Linked DNA regions of Homo sapiens: all the other regions are linked to region 3. Evidence: chromatin contacts called from ENCODE Hi-C or POLR2A ChIA-PET data. All regions are on one chromosome and are shown on one strand. Each heading gives the region's core, a stretch centred on a gene start or an enhancer-like site at or near the end of the contact. The rest is flanking DNA. Distances are from core to core; before and after follow the strand shown. Region 1 has its middle 15 kb from the start of INAFM1. Region 2 has its middle 8.2 kb from the start of C5AR2. Region 3 has its middle 11 kb from the start of SELENOW.

The links. Hi-C counts contacts between places; a loop is a spot of excess contacts on that map. ChIA-PET counts read pairs that join two places held with the same protein, here RNA polymerase II (POLR2A). Pooled maps may share reads with other maps.
Region 1: a map with no recorded cell type shows a loop between it and region 3 (8-fold over the local background). The contact joins two enhancer-like sites. A Hi-C loop is called at or near these places in 1 of 37 single-sample maps with no recorded cell type and 5 of 50 pooled maps.
Region 2: POLR2A ChIA-PET joins it to region 3 with 10 read pairs in activated T-cell. The contact joins two enhancer-like sites. POLR2A ChIA-PET finds 5 or more read pairs at or near these places in 2 of 52 experiments (H1 and activated T-cell).

What each region holds. Positions count from the first base shown.
Region 1 is chr19:47,288,566-47,291,265 of GRCh38, reverse strand. No RefSeq gene overlaps it. Among named protein-coding and RNA genes, the nearest start is that of INAFM1, 15 kb to the right of the region's middle. RefSeq lists an enhancer at 547-1,398. Within about 2 kb of position 1,450, at least 14 of the 41 ENCODE cell types and tissues checked have a DNase peak (open chromatin) inside an H3K27ac peak, as active enhancers do.
Region 2 is chr19:47,322,660-47,325,359 of GRCh38, reverse strand. No RefSeq gene overlaps it. Among named protein-coding and RNA genes, the nearest start is that of C5AR2, 8.2 kb to the left of the region's middle. Within about 2 kb of position 1,275, at least 7 of the 41 ENCODE cell types and tissues checked have a DNase peak (open chromatin) inside an H3K27ac peak, as active enhancers do.
Region 3 is chr19:47,788,644-47,791,343 of GRCh38, reverse strand. No RefSeq gene overlaps it. Among named protein-coding and RNA genes, the nearest start is that of SELENOW, 11 kb to the right of the region's middle. Within about 2 kb of position 1,308, at least 2 of the 41 ENCODE cell types and tissues checked have a DNase peak (open chromatin) inside an H3K27ac peak, as active enhancers do.

The sequences.
Region 1 (2,700 bases), core at 201-2,700, 500 kb after region 3:
TACTGGGCGCTCTATTCTACTATAGCTGAGGGGCTACCCAAGCCACAAGACAAAGTCCTTCCCACTCTTCTCTCTCCTTCCCACAAGCCAAGAAGTCTCTCCCTGTGGCCACCACCCCAGGCCCACGGCAAGTACTGCCTGGCCACCACTGATGTTCACTCCAGGCCCAAGCGCTCTTCGGTCAGCTTGCAGTGAATCCTGCCAGGCCTAGAACTCTCCCTTCAAGGCTGTGGACTTCCCTCTGGCCCAGGGCAGGTCCAAAAATGCTGTCCAAGAGCCATGGCCTGGAATCGGGGACCCCAAGAGTGCACTTGGGGCTCTACCCCTCTGTGGCCAAGCTGGCAGCTAAGCTGCAAGACGAAGTTGCATTTACTCTTCACTTTGCTTTCCTTTTTTTTTTTTTGAGACATTGTCTTGCTCTGTTGCCCAGGCTGGAGTGCAGTGGCGCAATCTCAGCTCACTGCAACCTCTGCTTCCCGGATTCAAACGATTCTCCTGCCTCAGCCTCCCAAGTAGCTGGGATTGTAGGCATGCACCACCACACCTGGCTAATTTTTGTATTTTTAGTAGAGATGGGGTTTCGCCATGTTGGCCAGGCTGGTCCTGAATTCCTGACCTCAGATGATCCACCCACCTCAGCCTCCCAAAGTGCTGGGATTACAGACATGAGACATCACGCCCAGACTTCCCTTTGCTTTTTTTTTTTTTTTTTTTCCGAGACAGTGTCTTACTCTGTCATCCAGGCTGGAGTGCAATGGCGTGAACTGGACTCATTGCAGCCTCTGCCTCCCAGGTTCGAGCGATTCTCCTGCCTCAGCCTCCCGAGTAACTGGAATTACATGCGCCCCCCCCGACCCCCACCACGCCCAGCTAATTTTTATATTTTTAGTGGAGACAGGGTTTCACCATGTTGGCCAGGCTGGTCTCGAACTCCTGACCTCAGGTGATCCACTTGATCAGAAAGTGCTGGGATTACAGGCATGAGCCACCACGCCTGGCCTCTCTGCTTTCTCAAGCAGAAGGAGTCTCTCCCATGTAGCCACCACAGCCGGGAATGTGCCAGGTTCCACCTGAAGCCATCACGTTTGAGTCTCACCTAAGGCCCACAGCGTGAACCACCTGGCCTGGCCACCGCTGCTGATTATTCAGGGCCCAAGGGCTCTTTAGTCAGCAGGTGATGAACCTGCCAGGACTGGGTCCTTACCTTCAACACAGCAGCTTCCCTTCCCCCTCACGGTGTGTTCGAAATGTCCTCCAGGAGCTGGGGCCTGGAATGGGAGTCACACAGTTCTGCCCAGTGCCCTACCCTACTGAGGTAGGAGGCAGGGCTTGTACACAGGACCAAACTGAGGACTGGCTGAAACAGGTCTAGGGCAAAAGCAGTTTTCCATAAGACACACCCACCAGTGTACCGTATCAGTTTACCATTGCCATGGCAACACTCGGACCTTAGCACCACTTTCCATGGCAATGACCCGGTGACTGGAAATTACCACCCTCATCCTAGAAATTTTTGCATAAACTGCCCCTTGATTTGCATATAATTAAAAGTGGGTATAAATATGACAGCAGTGCTGCCTCTGGGCTGCTCTTCTGGGCACACTGCCTGTGGGGTAGCCCCGCTCTGCAAGGGGCAATTCCTCTGCTGCAGCTGTGCACTGAGGCTTCAGTAAAAGTTGCTATTTAACACCACTGAGCCAGACACGGTGACTCATGCATGTAATCCCAGCATCTTGGGAGCCCGAGGTGGGTGGATCACTTGAAGCCAGGAATTCAAGACCAGCCAGCAACATGGTGAAACTTCACCTCCACAAAACATTAGCCGGGCACGGTGACACATGCCTGTAATCCCAGCTACTTGGGAGGCTGAGGCACAAGAATCACTTGAAACCGGGAAGTGGAGGTTGCAGTGAGCTGAGATCATGCCACTGCACTCCAGCCTGGGTGACAGAGCAACACTCTGTCTCAAAAAAGGAAAAAGAAAAAAAAATAACACCACTGGCTCACCCTTGAATTCTTACATGGGCAAAGTCAAGAACCCTCCCAGGCTAAGCCCCAATACTGAGACTGTAGACACACATCACCAAGCCCACCTAATTTTTAAAAATTTTTCTCTTATAGAGACAGGGTCTTGCTATGTTGCCTAGGCTGGTTTCAAATTACTGGCCTCATGCTATCCCTCCCACCTCAGCCTTTCAAAGTGCTGGGATTACAGGCATGAACCACCTTGCCCAGCCATAAACTCTCTTTTTTAAGCCATTGTTGGCTGGGCAGCAGGGGGGTCTATTTGTTACAGCAGCTTATCTCATTCTAACCAATACCTGCTACTGTGCATAACACGTGTAACACTCCCAGCCTCACCCTTCATGGCGTACACCCCTCCCAATCCTTCCCCAGACCTTCTCCCACAGTAGAGCTCAACAGCTGACAGGTGGCCGTCCCACCTATCACTTTTTACTTTATTTGCATGTTTTTTGTTTTTGGGGTTTTTTTGACACAGAGTCTTGCTCTGTCGCCCAGGCTGGAGTACAGTGGTGCCATCTCAGCTCACTGCAGCCTCTGCCTCCTGGGTTCAAGTGATTCTCCTGCCTCAGCCTCCTGAGTAGCTGGGACTACAGGCACATGCCACCACGCCTGGCTAATTTCTTGTATTTCTAGTAGAGATGGGGTTTCCCCATGTCCACCCATGATGCACCGCAC
Region 2 (2,700 bases), core at 26-2,525, 470 kb after region 3:
TCCTGAGTAACTGGGACTACAGGTGCATACCTGCACACCCAGTTATTTCATTTGTTTGTTTTTAATTTTTGTAGAGACAGGGTCTCCCTATGTTGCCCAGGCTGGTCTTAAACTCCTGGGCTCAAGCGATCCTCCTGCCTCCTGGCTCACAGTCTATTACTTTCTCTTTTATTTTATTTTATTTATTTATTTATTTAGAGACAGAGTCTTGCTCTGTCACCCAGGCTGGAGTGCAGTGGTACGATCCCAGCTCGCCGCAACTCCCGCCTCCCGGGTTCAAGTAATTCCCCTGCCTCAGCCTCCCGAGTAGCTGAGACTACAGTCATGCGCCACCACACCTGGCTAGTTTTTGTATTTTTAGTAGAGACGAGGTTTTGCCATGTTGGCCAGGCTGGTCTCGAACTCCTGACCTCAGGTGATCCACCCACCTCGGCCTCCCAAAGCCCTGGGATTACAGGTGTGAGCCACCGCGCCCGGCCACTCACAGTCTATTTCTATGGGACTGTGCTCATCTAGAGAAATGCCTTCCTGGCTCTGAGAGGTGTGGGGTTCAGGACGGTCACGTGGCACAGATAAAGAGGAGAAGGCTTTGGCTCCAGGACTTAGAGGCATCCCGGTCTGCAGAGTAGATGCGTGAATAAGATCCCAGGGCTGCAGGGAGTGGGGGTGGGTGCCGGAAAGGGCACACAGCCTGACTCAGCCAAGCCCATCATCCACTTCCCTTCCCTACCACTTCCCCTTCGGAACTTGTTGACCCAGCAGATTCTCCAAGCTACAGATTTGGCAATTGTCTGCCCCTTCAGCCCACTTCCATACTGGGCAGAGCAGGTCAACACCAGATGGGGGCTGCCTTGGAAAGACTACCTGGATCCCACTCCTTGGCCTCCGACTCCTACTCTTTGGCCTCCCAGCTTTTGGGACACTATCTCCTTCCCAAATCAGGGTGGGTAGAAAATACCCACTGCCTGCAACTCCCGAAGCCAGGAAAGCTACAGGATGACTGGGAATAGAGATAGAATGTAGGGGTTGGGGAGGCAGAGGAGGAAGTCAGGGAGGTATTCCTGGAGGAGGTAACCCCTGAAGGAAGGCAGAATAGAGGCAGGGATGGTCTGGGAAAAACAGACTGGACAGCCAGGAAATCAGGGAAGGGGCAAGGCAGAGAGCCAAATGGGAGAGGATGGAGGGCATGGGCCAGGCAGGGCGTGGGGCGGGAAGGAGGTAGCATCCAGGATGGGCCCCAGGCTCAGGCCTGGGTGACTGGGTGCACCGCGGGGTTGTCTCTGGAGTCGGGAGGGAAGGGGAGGAAGAGGTTCCGGGGAGACTGCTGAGGTCAGTCTGGCTGTGGCAAGGGGGTGGGGAGGCCCAGTGTGGAAGAGAGATGCTGAAGATATTGGATGAAGCTGCAGGAGTGAGCGCACCAAATGAGGTGGACACACAGCTGAGGAACGCCAACGTCGAAGAGGAAAAAACTCTGCAAAGGACGCGGAGAAAGGTCCAGCAAAGAGGCAGAGGGAAACTATCCAGGTCAGGGGCAGCCATGGAAGAGACCGGAGCAGGTGGGAGAAGGCCAGGAGGCCAGGAGGCTGGTGTTGTCTTCTTGAGGAGGGAGCTGCCGGGAGCCCACCCCCAGGAGCTGAAGGCGGCTGGGGCTCAGGTCCTTCCCCGTGACCTCGATGCCTGGGGAATCTGCACTAATGAGCACAAGTTACAGAGAGGATCTTGTCCCAGGTACCAACGTCTACTCTCAAGCAGGCACAGACACCACTCACAGCCACTTCTGCAAGCTCAAGAGACTGCAGCATCTGTCCATCGAGACACTCAGGCAATTTTTTGTTTGTTTGTTTGTTTGTTTGGAGACAGGGTCTTGCTCTGTCACCCAAGCTGGAGTGCAGCATCACAACTCACTGCAGCCTCAAACTCCTATGCTCAAGCGATCCTCCAGCCTCGGCATCCCGAGTAGCTGGGACCACAGGCACTACCAACCACACCGGCTAATTTTTTCGTTAAAAAAAAAAATTTTTTTTTTTCTGAGAGAGTCTCACTCTGTCGCCCAGGCTAGAGTGCCGAGCCACAATCATAGCTCACTGCAACCTCTGCCTCCCGGGTTCAAGTGATTCTCATGCCTTAGCTTCCTGAGTACCTGGGATTACAGACGTGCATCATCATGTCCGGCTAATTTTTGTGTTTTTAGTAGAGATGGGGTTTCGCCATGTTGGCCAAGCTGATTTCGAACTCCTGGCTTTGTGATCTGCCCAGCTCAGCCTCCCAAAGTGCTGGGATTTCAAGCATGAGCCCCCATGCTCAGACTAATTTTTTTGAAGATGGAGCCTCACTATGTTGCCCAGGCTGGCCTCCCAAAGTGCTGGGATTACAGACATAAGCCTCATTGTTCTTAATATAACATATGATTGTATTATATTATTAAGTATTTCATCTATTTCTTTTTACTTATTTAATGTGGCTACTAGAAAACAAAGATATACATGTGGCCCACATCATATTTCTGTTGGACGACATTGGGTCTGTACACTAGTTCTAAATTTAATTTTTTTTTTTTTTTTTGAGACAGAGTCTCACTCTAGGCTGGAGTGCAGTGGCATGATCTTGGCTCACTGCAACCTCCACCTCCCGGGTTCAAGCAATTCTCCTGCCTCAGCCTCCTAAGTAGCTTAGATTACAGGTGTGCACCAACACACCAGC
Region 3 (2,700 bases), core at 59-2,558:
CTCTGTCACCCAGGGGCTAGAGTGCAGTGATGCGATCTCAGCTCAGTGCAACCTCTGCCTCCCAGTTTCAAGCAATTCTCCTGCCTCAGCCTCCCAAGTAGCTGGGAATACAGGCACGTACCACCATGCCATTTTTGTGTTTTTAGTAGAGTCGGGGTTTCACCATGTTGGCTAGGCTGGTCTTGAACTCCTGACCTCCAGTGATCCAACCACTTTGGCCTCCCAAAGTGCTGGGATTACAGGCGTGAGCCACCTCGCCTGGCCCACATCTTCTTCAATTATCTTGTTGTTGTTGTTTTTTCGTCTGTTTGTTTGTTTTTTGAGTCAGGGTCTCACTCTGTCGCCCAGGCTGGAGTGCAATGGGTGTGATCTCAGCTCACTGTAACCTCCACCTCCTGGGCTCAAGGGATCCTCCCACCTCAGCCTCCCGAGTGGCTGGGACCACAGGCGCGTGCCACCACGCCTGGCTAATCTTTTGTATTTTTGGTAGGAACGGGGTTTTTTCACATTGCCCAGGCTGGTCTCGAACTCCTGACCTCCAGAGACCCTCCCATTTCAACCTCCCAGTGTTGAGATTACAGGCGTGAATCACTGAGCCCGGGCTCATTCTTCAATACGCATCCAGTGACCATGTAAGTACTGTTAACCCACTCTGGTGGGGGTGGGAGGACTGTTCCCTCTATACCATCCCCTCCTCATCCACCACCCCGCCCTCCCACTGCCCGCCGTCAGATGGAAGCACCCCCACCTCTTCCTTCTGCTACTCTGCCTCTCTGCTGCCCCCTGGTGGCAATCCTGGCCCTTGGGTCTCCCCGGCGCTGGTTCTCTGACCCTGTCCTGGTCCCATGTAGCAAGTGTTCCAGTCCTCTTAAGCCAGGGCCAGTCTCAGCAGAGCAGAGAGAGAATTAGATCCGATTTGGAGGCAGGAGACACCCGACAGGCTACTGGGGGAGGGGGCGGGGACAGAGAGCTTGGATAAAACAAAAGCCCCTCCTGCTTTGGGAGGTCGAAGCGGGCAAATCGCCGGAGCCCAGGAATTCGAGACCAGCCAGGCAACATAGCAAGACCCCGTTTCTATAATAATATTTTTTAAAAGAAAAGAAAAGAAACCAAAGGCTGAACAACTTGAGCTTACAAAGAAGAGCTGCAATGAATTGAAAGACGTCAGATGCATGAAAGTCCATTGGTTCACAATGGTCCTCAAAAAAGAGAGAAAAAAAAAACTAGAGAAAGTTGTTGAGGCTCCAATTTAATATTCTGAAAACTGCTAAATTAAAAAGAATCTCCTGGCCAGGCGCAGTGTGGCTCACGCCTGTGTGGCCGGGCACAGTGACTCACACCTGTAATCCCAGCACTCTGGGAGGCCGAGGTGGGTGGATCACCTGAGGTGAGGAATTTGAGGCCAGCCTGGCCAACATGGTGAAACCCCGCCTCTACTAAAAATACAGAAAAAGGCCAAGTGCGGTGGTTAACGCGTGTAATCCCAGCACTTTGGGAGGCCGAAGCGGGCGGATAAACAAGATCAAGAGATCGAGACCATCCTGGCCAACATGGTGAAACCCCATCTCTACTAAAAATACAAAAATTAGCCGGGCGTGGTGGCGCATGCCTGTAATCCCAGCTACTCGGGAGGCTGAGGCAGGAGAATCGCTTGAACCCAGGAGGCGGAGGTTGCGGTGAGCCGAGATCTTGCCACTGCACTCCAGCATGGGGGACAGAGCAAGACTCCGTCTCAAAAAAAGAAAAAAGAAAAAAAAAGAGTTTAATTGGATTATTTGTAACACAAAAGTTAAATGCTTGAGGGGATAGATAACTCATTTACCCTGATGTTATTAGTATGCATTGGATGCCTGTATCAAAATAGCCCATGTCCCCCATAAATATATACACCTACTATGTACCTAGAAAAATTTTAATTTTTTTTTTTTTTTTCACTCTCACCCAGGCTGGAGTGCAGTGGCGCGATCTCAGCTCACTACAACCTCCGCCTCCCGACTTCAAGCGATTCTCCTGCCTCAGCCTCCCGAGTAGCTGGGAGCTACGACGCCCGGCTCATTTTTGCATTTTTAGTAGAGACGGGGTTTCACCATGTTGGCCAGACTGGTCTAGATCTCTTGACCTCGTGATCCGCCCTCTTCGGCCTCCCAAAGCGCTGGGATTACAGGCGTAAGCCACCGCGCACGGCTAAATTTTAATTTTTAAGTTTTAAAAAGAAAGTGTCATGTCACCAATTCAAAGATGGTGATTCACTTGACTACCCTAAAATCTAGATGACCGGAAGTGATTCCTGGTGACCCACAGGGATTCCACAGTGATTCCTGGTCTTCCGCGGTGATCCGAGGTGAACTGAGAAGATGCAGTTCTCAGACGCGGCCACATGCTGTCGCTGTTAGAAAGGAATTCACGGTGTCTCCCCTTTTCAGGCTGGGTGATGGTCAGGCTGAATTCTTTGAAGGTGTGAATTGTCTTGATTACGCCAAAATCCGATGCTGGCGTTTTCATGCATACGGTACGATTAAAATAAGAGCCCTGGTAGATATTTGTAGTGCTCACCAAGTTTTCAAGTTCTCATCCCTTTCCTAAACACAGGAAGACTAAGTTCCCCAGCCAAGTTCTGCAGGTAGGCAGGGGTTTCGTGGTAGGGGTTCTCAAAGTGGGCGGGGCTGCGTAACTGGTTCTGGCCAATGGGCTGTGACGAAA